Regions from separate parts of the Homo sapiens genome. Here region 1 is linked to region 2. The links are chromatin loops, found by intact Hi-C in ENCODE. Cell type or tissue: PC-9. All regions are shown on one strand. Each heading gives the region's core, and the rest is flanking DNA. Links, peaks and the distances in the headings are about the cores only.

Region 1 (5,398 bases), core at 113-5,112, 210 kb after region 2:
GCAATATCTGGTGTTTGATTCCAGAGTTACTTCATTTAGAATAATGGCCTCCAGTTCCATCCAAGTTGCTGCAAAAAAAAAAAAAAAAAAAAAAGTTACTTTGTTTTCTGAGGCTGAATAGTATTCCATGGTGTATATATACCACAGTTTCTTTATCCATTCTGGTTAATGGGCACTTAGGTTGATTATATATCTTTGCATTTGTGAACTGTGCTGTGATAAACATATGCGCGCAGGTGTTTTTTGATATCGTGACTTTTTTTCCTTTGAGAAGATACCAGTATTCAGATTGCTAGATTGAATAGTAGATCTACTTTTAGTTCTCTGAGAAATCTCCATGCTGTTTTCCAAAGAGGTTGCACTAATTTACATTCCCACTAGCAGTGTACACCATACCCACACCAATATCTACCGTTTTTGACTTTTTAATAATGGCCATTCTGGCAGGGGTAGGGTGGTATCTCATTGCAGTTTTAATTAGCATTTCCCTGATGATTAGTGATGTTGGGCATTTTTTCATATATTTATTGGCCATTGTATATCTTCTTTTTAGAAATGTCTATTCATGTCCTCTGCCCGCTTTTTAATTTTTTTTTATTAGTTTGAGTTCCTTGTAGATATTGGATATCATATGCATAATTTGTAACAATTAGAATCCTTAACATCAAATAGTCAATTACTACAATATTCTTGTTTGTGAATTATTAATAAACCACTTAAAATATGGTGATCACTTATTCTCATATCAGAGAAATTAATAATTCTATAAATTAAAAGATTGTAAGAACTAGAAAGTGATGGCAGAACCATGATCTTTTACGCAGTTACCATTTCTCCAAGGGGGAAGATACAAAAAAAATTTTGAATGTATATTTTCTACCTAATAATTTGCTAAGTGTTTTCAATATATTATCTCATTTATATATAACAAGGATTCTATGAAGCAGGTATTATTACATCTATTTTACAATTAAAATTAAAAACTGAGACAGAATAACTAATTTTGAACGGGCCTAATAAGTGGCAAATCTAAAATGAAATAATTCAATTTGATGTCAAAGTTCATGTTCTGTCTGCCACACAGTGGTTGCCTTCTTAGACCGTGAATTTCTGCATTACGTTATTATAGTTGGTTCTTATAGTTGCTTAGTAATGGTGATGGCACATGACCCAATGGAGTTATTTTTCAGTAGGTATCATTGGCTTAAACCCACTTAGAAGAGTTTTCTAACATAGATAATTGGCTCAAATGCATGACTTTTCTGTCCAAAATCTATTAGAGTACATTTTGTGCTGGGATCTAACACATGTATTGAGCCATGAAAAATTAGCTGAAATAATTAGTGCCCTCTTGAAGGTGATTGTTAAATTAATACCTGTGTATAAGTATAGAATCAGGTATTTTGCAAATAAAGGGAAAAAACTAAGGAAATCTTCTGTATGTCCAAGCATGTGAAATAGTCAAGTTAGGTATTCTAAAGTGAATATGAAATAAATAATAGAATAGTTCATAACATAGCTCTAAATGTTACTGTACTGCTGCTCTTCATGATAATTGAATCCAAGTAACAGCACACATAGCCACAAATCTTCCAAAAAGAATACCGTTTAATAAGGATATCAGATAAATCCACCTATAACCCACAAATACAACATAGCAGGGAAAACAATACAAAAACTTCTATTTGTATGTAAGTGCAAGAATAAACACCTGAAATTAGCAGTAATCTCTGACACCCTGGCAGAAAGCTGAGTCAGTCTTAGCTTCCACAAAAAAAGAGGAGAGTACCAGCAGGTCATGCAACTCAGTAAACCTAACCCTCAGAATTATTCAATCCCATCCTGATGGGAAAATGTACGGAAAGCAGGAGCAGGTTTGACACCTTATGGATTAGAACTCTAACGGCTTCAAAAGGAATTGGCTTGAAAGTGCATGGGATTAGAGGTGGCAATTCTGAGAAGGTAAAACTCTAGAGCAGATTGAAGCAATTTGGAAGGAAATGGAATAGTTTGAAGATTTGGGAAGAAGAGAAAAGAAGAAAGCAAGCAATCCTTTAGTGGTCCATAAAACAAAACAAAACAAAAATAGATTGTAGAATCAGAAGATGCACCAACCCATTCCCAATATGTAGAGTTAGTTAAAGAAATCAAACTGCTCTATATCAATAAAAGAGAATTCTACTAAACTAAGAAGTCTAGTAACTACTCAAGCCTTCCATATTTCACCTTTTATTGCTTGCCCTGAAAACTCTATCACATTTAAAAATGAATAACAACAAAATGGCAGGAACAACTCATGCAAAGTGACACATAAAAAACTAAACAAAACAGAAAGTGGCAATCAAAATTATTCAATTGATTAAGGTGTTAACAGAAACCTAAACTGGAAAACAGAATAAAACTGCAACTCAATACTACAATATAAATTAAACAAACATTATTTGGCAGATATGAAAGTCCATGCCAAATCAGAAGAGAAATAATGATAAAACTAAATGTATAACATAAGAGTTGACTAAAATCATGAAAAATTCCAAGAAAAAGACATAATTATCTCAGAAACATAGATCAGATTATTAGGTGCCCATGGAAAATTAGATTTGACTGAAAATATAGTTATGGCAAGAGACTTTGGAAAACAAAAGCAATCAAGAGAATGAAAACAAAATAAATTAGAAATGTGTAAAAGAAAGTAATACATATAGAGGAAAGGCAAAGAAATTACTTCTAGTCTTTCTAGTCCCATCAACTTGCACATTCCAATGGAGATTTTCTCCAAGTTCCACTAGTTAGTGAACAGAGAGTCCTAGTGTCACCAGACCAGGCTTTGCTGAATTCTAAGGCTGGGCAAAGTTGAGTTTGAAAATGGCACAATTATTCAGGTTAGCTGAGTTGGGACTTGGGTAGGTAAAGATGATCATCTAAGTACCAGTTGCACTGGACCAAGAAAGATAAATAATGCAAAAAGCATGATTCCACTCTCAATAGTTTCCAGTGTTGCCAGGAAGACAATATGAGAGTGCTTGTAAGACACCACACCCAAGTGATTCATTTCTTATGGGAGATAAAGGTTAAATTGTACTGGAAGCTTAGAGGTGAGAAAAACCATCACCATCTGGGGGCAGAAGAGATCACCTATTCCAAAGATATTGCAATTGCTTAAAACTTTTTTGCAACTTGAACTTTGAAAATGTTTTTACAATAAAAACAAAATGTTAGTCATGTTCTCACCAAAGTACACATCACCCTTTTTATTAACCCATGCTGTTCACTAGATAAGACTCCAAATGTTTTTATTCTGTTCTTAAAAATCAGATTCACTAATCAAAGTTACAAAACATGCCGTCATTCTAGGTAAAGGTACAGGCTCTGAACTCCTCCCAAAAGTATGTTTAAATCTGTTATTTTCAAAAGTGATATTGTTAGAGTTATAAGAATATATTCTTAGGGTTGTGATTCACAACACCACGCATCTTTGAATATATACATTTCACATATGTTTTTTAAAAATCTGTCAAATTATAGTCATATCTCAAGTGAAATAAGTAAACCATTATGACTGAATTCTTCCTTTAAGAAATCTTTGCCTCTGCACAGGTTCTCTCCAGTTGACAGCTAGAATATTCTTTTAAACTATAGATGAATTTTCTTGTCATTGTGCTAATAAAATCCTGTAATAGCTTCCAGTGAAGTGTCACAGCTTTAAGATGCTACACGAGAAAGCCCCTGTTCAACATTTGTCTCCATTCCCTCCATGACCCCGAAGTGACAATTTTCCAGTCACACAGCATCCTTGCACTTTCTTGAACAGACCAAGCTTCATCCAGTCTAAGTGCCATCACCTCAGCTCTCCCTGCTTCTCAAAAGGCATTTTCTCCAAGTCTTTATGTAGCCACCACCTGCTCTTTCTTTATCAAGCATTAACTCAAAGCTACCTCCACAAAGTGTGCTTTCTCAGCCATCTTATCTAAACTAATGCCAATTCTGCCTGCCCCTGCCCTGCTGGTCCACAAATCTGTGTTCTAATAGTACCTACTCCAGGTATATTCGATTAAGTGTTTATTGTCCGTCACCCTAAATGGTAAGTCCCATGTCTCTTTTTCAGTGCATAACATAATATTGTACACTAGACAATTTAGCTTATCATAATTTTTTAAACTAATTTTTTAAAAATTAGTCTAGGGCCGGGCGCGGTGGCTCACGCCTGTAATCCTAGCACTTTGGGAGGCTGAGACTGGCGGATCACGAGGTAGGGAGATCGAGACCATCCTGGCTAACACGGTGAAACCCCGTCTGTACTAAAAATACAAAAAATTAGCCGGGCGTGGCGCCTGTAGTCCCAGCTACTCCGGAGGCTGAGGCAGGAGAATGGCGTGAACCCGGGAAGTGGAGCTTGCAGTGAGCTGAGACCGCGCCACCGCACTCTGGCCTGGGCGACAGAGCAAGACTCTGTCTCAAAAATAAATATATAAATAAAATTTAAAAAATAAAAATTAGTCTACCATGGTTAGACCATATTTATTAAATAAATATGTGATTCAATGAATGAGGGATTAAAATAATAAATACATAAATGAAGATAGTGGAATTCGATTCATCTCATTCAGCTTTTCTCCCTTCTGATGGCTTATAAGAAAATAGTTGCTTCCCTGTGGGAAGGAAAAGAAAGGTATCCTTTATTCCCCCACTTCTTAGGGTTTATTACAAATAAGTGTGGGACTAAGGAAACTTAGTTTAAAATATAATGATGAACTAAATCTAGTGTTCAATGTTATGTTACCTGACTGCCATGTTCTTCAATCCTTCTTCAACTAAACACTCACATAGAGTTTGTTAACTGATATTAAAAATGAAAAGGGAAAAATACACAGACATCATGTGCATCCAGTTTCACATTTATTGATAAGTAAAAATACAGGCTACTGTATTGTTCTCCTACTGGCAAACAGACACAAGAGCAAGGAGGAAATACAGGTATTTCAGAGGAAAATGACAGCTGATGGATAGCTCCCTAAGATGATTGTTTTTGAACTATTTTCAAAGCTATGCTACCTTTTCCATTCTAAATTATGGAGACTTGAATTTTCTTTGACTCAAAGCAGAGTCTAGAGACAAGTGACAGTTACCAAATACAAGGGCGCCATGCAGTTCAAATTTATAAAATAGCAAATATGACAACGCACATTTTTATATTTCCTCGTGTGAGTGGATTTTATTATTTCTGATAGTGACTCAGCCATTAGATAAGACGGGTAAGTATCACTGGACAGGCATTGATAGAAATGGAAAAAAAAAAGCAAAGATCAGGAGCAGAATGAAACTCTATTCTTTTCAGTTCTCGACAGTTTCTTTTATTTAAAGTTTCCAAGTATTATCTATGAATGTCACTTTTTAAACC
Region 2 (5,398 bases), core at 89-5,088:
TGGAGTTAGAAAAGTAAAGCTCTATTTATTATAAAAAGACATAATCTTGTGCATGTAAAATCTTAGAAATCTACAAAAATGCCACTAAAATTAATTACTTACAGAGTTCACAAGCTACAAGGTCAATGTGAAAAAAATCAGTTGTATTTCTGCAGCGTAGCAATAAATAATTTTTTTAAATATATTTTAAAAATTAAAATAATATCAAAAATATAAAAATAGAAATAAATATAACAAAATGTGTCAAAAACTTTACTCCTGAAGTTATTTAAATACATAAATAATCATGCACTGGAAGAATAAAGACTGTTAAGGTATCAACTCTCTCCAATCAATGCACTGAAAGAATAACTGTTGTTAAGATGCCAGCTGTCTCCAAGTTAGTCTACTGATTCAATGCAATCTCAATAAAAGTCCCCACAGAAATTTTGTGTCTTTGTCTGTTCTAAAGGCAAAGAACATAGAACAGCCCAAACAATTTCAAAAAGAAGAATGAATTTGGAGAACTTGTACATTCTGGTGTATAAACTTAACTGAAAAGCTAAGGTAATCAAGATAGCATAATATTGGCAATAGATATTAATCAGTTACAGAGTATCTGTAGGGTCTATTGATTTCTGACAATGATGCCAAGGTAGCTCAATGGAGGGAACATGGTCTTCTAAAAAACATGATGCTGGAACCTGGCTATTTATCCACATGGAATAAAGTATCTCTCAACAGACCCCGACCCAACCACACACACACACATACACACACACACACACACACACACACATACAAACCAAAATAGATCAAATAATAACGTAAAAGCTAAAATTATAAAACTTTGGTAGAAATGTGAAAAAATATTTTAACAACATTAGGATAAGCAAATATTTACTTAATAAATATTTATTTAATAGTAAAATCACTAACCATTAATGAAGAAATGATAATTTGTCGTAAACATACAGTGGAATACAATGGAATTCCTTGGAACTCGGGGAAAAGAAAGACAACAGTACAGATCATAACATGGATGAAACTTAAAACCTCTATGCTGAGTGAAATTAGCCAGACACTAAAAATTATATGTCGTATATGCTCAAGTCTAAATGAAACAAGAATCATATGGTGACAGAAAGCAAATTAGTGGTTTTCTGGGTCAGTTGGGAGAAAGGGGTTGTCTAGTTTAGGACACAAAGAAACTTTGGGGGATGTTGGAAAGATTCTATATGGATTGTGGTGTGGTTCTACGTGCACACGTTTTCAATAGTTTAAAATAGGTACATTTTGTTGAAGGCATATTATACTTCAATAGGGTTGATTTTAAAAATTAAGCACATACTGGGTTATAAAGAAAGTCTTTACTAAATTTGTGACTTAGTATCTTTCTGTCTGCCCTCAACAATTAAACAATTTCTCTGATCCTAAGTTTCCCAAGTCCTTATCAGTTTCATTAAGATGAAAAGCAATAATGTGTAATGCATGTGAAAAGGGCACAATAAATGTTTATTTGTTTTACTCATCCTATTTCCCACTTATAGAAATATTCTAGTAACTTATAGAAATATTATAATTGAAAAATTGTGGCTTCTTTACTTTTGTTATGCTTTTCTAATAAATTTTACCATTCATTTTGTTACAACTCTGCCCCTAGGTCATTAGACCACAGTGTGTGCTATCATTGTTAAAATATAGAGTTGCCGTCTTTCATTCAGAGAGTACCTACGTAATCTGCCAGTTCTATCAGCTAAACAATATTTTATATAAGAAGCAGACATTTGCTGAATTGATTTAAATTTTGGTACTCGTATTCTAAATTGTCTAGTCATTTTTTATTTTAAAACTTTTTATTAAATATATGCTATACATCATCGTAAATTTTCTGTAGTGATAGAAAAATGGAAAAGACAGATCACAGCATCATGTAACTAACATCTCAAAAAAAGTATTGAAGATATAACTAAGAAAACTGAGCAGGAGAATTTTCATGGGAGCATAGTTGTTTAAATATTTTCTGGATGGTAATTAACTTATCATCTGGTTGCTTCAGATATTTTTTATACCTTTGACTTAGTAAAAGCAGTGATCAATTTATTAGAGGAAAAAAATCTGTTGAATTTAGTAGTATTTTCCAAGTATATATATAAGAAGTAAAAATAAAATCTTGGAGATCATTGCATGCATTATCAGTTTTCTGACTTATTACAAATCCAAGTTAGTCTTGTTTGGTTCTACTTAAATCAGATATTGTTTCTAAAACTAATAAATATCAGAACTAGTGGCCAGATCTAGAAACTTCCTCCCTTAAACCTATTCAAGTTAGTCAAACATAGTCAAGCATAGTCTTCCCAAATCACCTTGAGAAAATCTGTTCACCAAAAATCAGATGTCTGGTCATATCAGATGTCAATTATTTTACTTACTTTCCAGGAGGAAATACATCATCAACGACAACGAAAGGATCTGTGATTGTAAAAGTTATTCCTTTTACAAATATTTAGATTTCTAGTTTTAATCTATTTAAATTTCATATTTTAAAAATTGATTTGTTTTACCATATTTCAAAAAAAAATTCAAAGTTGCTGCATGTGAATTTTAAAACCTGTGACTTCTCAGATGAGTTCATGTTTACCAGCAGGGCTCACCCATAAAGGCCGGCTGAATATCCAGTGTACTTTCCCTTCACTGTGGTCAGTGAATCAGCAAGTGTTACAGGAGTTCAGCGTGAAATGCCAGGTGCTATTTCAACAGTCCTTCTTTCACAATGCTTAGGGTGGGGTCACTCTGGTAGACCCTGATAAGGTTACTGGAACTGAGTTCCTGGGGTGGTCAAGTTAACATCCTCTAAGCTCATGCTCTCTGAATGTAGAAGGTAGTCACAGAGACCTGGTTCCCTTTTTTGGGCTAAAGGCTACTCAACCGCAAGCTGCTTATTAAACTCTGTCTGGAAAATATTATTCACTGAAATCATGTCTCAATAGCACAGAGTTTAATTTTGTAATTAACCAAACCATCTGTCATTGCAAGGCTCTCTTAAGGGCATCCAAATGGGAGAACTTATAGAACCTTGCATGGTGAGTGGTAGTGAATGGCTGTGAGAAGGAAATGGTATGAATTTCAAATGATAGCTACAAATAGATTGTCAACTTATGAACTCAGAACAAACTACTTTCCTAAAGAGATGCTCCTGCATCTTTCCATAAACAGATTATTGCCCTTTTCATAAAATATTTAGCTCTTTGCTTTATAAAGTAAAGTTCATATGAACATAAATGTTGCTGCAAAAGACCGTCCATCTGTGTTTTTGCTGTGTGTGAATAATAGCAACATTTCCTTGAAAACTTAAGAATACTTACTAAATAATCAACGAGTATTAATCAGTTATATAATTTATTCTTCCTTCTAGATTTCGAGGCTTTCTGTCTTGCTGCATTAAACATCCATAGATATTTACATTACATGCAAATCAAAGATATCAAGAAATAAGATCTCTAGAGGTGATAAAACATTATTTGTTGGGCATGCCTTGAATCAGGTTTGAATTAGGTTTACTTATTTAATGATACATATTTGGGTCTGGCATCATCCAAACAGCTCTGAACTAATAGCCCAGACAGGATCTTAATGACAATTTTTTACTTTGGTGGTTTTGTTTTTGCATGTACATTTAAAAAGTATCAGAAAATTTGTACAAATTTAAAAATTAAATATTTTGAAACCTTAAAATCAAATATAGATACAGCTATATCTTTATACTTGTAATATATTTACTAAATAAGGTGAAGTCACAAGGATGGGAAATTATTCTGAGTAATTCAATTTACACAATTCTTTTCACCTTTTAGTAGTTTATATGATTAAATTTTGATACTATGTAGTCCACAGGAGGAATGAATAAATGCCAGAAAAGTAATGGTGATAGATACAAATTGATTGTTAGACTTCCTCAATACCTTGGCCCATTGATATTTAAAGTTTTAATTAATAGCTGAATAGGTGCTTTAATGGTCAAGTAGGATATTTGGTTCTCAATAACCTATAACATCTCAAAGTTAATATTGAAATGCCACTTACACACGTCCTTTCCTCTAGTGGTGAGGATGGACAGGAAAAAGCAGTTCTAGACCCTGAAAAAGTTGGTTTGTATGGGTTAGCTATTTTCCGATGAGATCAGTCTAGCGCTGCCACCTGCACTCCAAAACATTGGTCCCAAAGGAGTCATGATGTCATTATGCCAACACCATCACATCTCAGTGTTGTTATATTGAGTCAGCCAAACTTGGCCCCATATTGGTCTGGTTCCTGTTCTTCTAACTTAAACCCACACCGTTTGGAAATGGTGTTCTTTGCGAAAAGATTAATGCCTTCAGTTCTAATTACCTTAATTATCAGCTACTTTCTAATGAGAATATTATCTAGATAATGACTAAAAATTATGAAAATCAACCTCAAATAGAACAGGTTTTACCCTTTAAAAGTAACATAGCTAATATCCTACTTATGACAACTTTTCCAGTATGTAATCTTACATGAGAACTATACTTGTATAGTTAATCAGTTGCCAGAAAATAATTGCCAGTAAAGGCAGAGGGAGAAAAGAAAGACATTAAGTTTTCCAAAATTTCAAGCTATTTTAACCAGTAAAGGAAAAGATAACTCAAGTAGGTAATTCCAGACTGGAAGGATATGTACAACTAATATTTCACAAACCTCACTAAAGATGTTAGAGGAAAGAGCTCACCAGGATGAGTGAAACTCCTGGATGTATAACTCCTAATTATATATCTATATTGATTTTTTATTAGTACATAACTGTTAAATAAAACACTAAGTGCATTTCCCATGTCATGTTTTCAGAATTCCTTTTGGTAAAAAATCTATTTTGTCCCTTTGAAGTACATCTATAATTGTTCACCTTAGATTTGGAACTTAGTTTTAAGTAGCACACAATTATCTTATGAAATTGAGCTAGGCAGTAAAACTCCTTACCTTTGAGGATTGCTTGATTATTTTCTTAAAAGATAAATAAAACAAGAACAAAAAGAAAGGGGATAATTCCATTCAGTACTAAAAATAAAACACTATATATAACCCACATTGGAATTTTTTGAAGTTATGGAGTATCTTAAAGGTACATACTTAACATTTCCATTAAAAATAATTAAATTAAAAGTAGAAACTCAATAGTAATGAAGAATTTTTGCCTATTATTGTTTATCTGAAAAGCACTAGTTTGAAAAGGGAAAATCTTTTCCAATCCCACCCTCCCTCCCCATCTTAGTAGAAATATAAGATGAGCAAGGTAGTAATCCATTATGACCTTAAGTCAATTATCTTTAAGTAAAAGATCTTGTTATAAGGACAAAAAATGTTAGTTCTACAACTTTTAAATTCTTCGTACTTTGTTACA

What was found. A loop is a pair of places that touch in the nucleus more often than their neighbours do. Peaks named below come from ENCODE experiments on the same cell type or tissue, not always from the same donor. Only the 100,000 strongest peaks of a DNase experiment are listed, where the experiment ranks them.
Region 1: a loop joins it to region 2, with 1.9 times the contacts of the local background. A loop is called at or near these places in 1 of 110 quality-filtered maps.

The regions. Positions count from the first base shown.
Region 1 is chr2:145,482,324-145,487,721 of GRCh38, reverse strand. No RefSeq gene overlaps it. Among named protein-coding and RNA genes, the nearest start is that of LINC01966, 600 kb to the right of the region's middle. In PC-9, for the core only: no CTCF peak of the experiment used is centred there; a DNase peak (open chromatin) is centred at 3,051.
Region 2 is chr2:145,690,676-145,696,073 of GRCh38, reverse strand. No RefSeq gene overlaps it. Among named protein-coding and RNA genes, the nearest start is that of LINC01966, 810 kb to the right of the region's middle. In PC-9, for the core only: no CTCF peak of the experiment used is centred there; a DNase peak (open chromatin) is centred at 2,733; H3K27ac peaks cover 2,693 bases.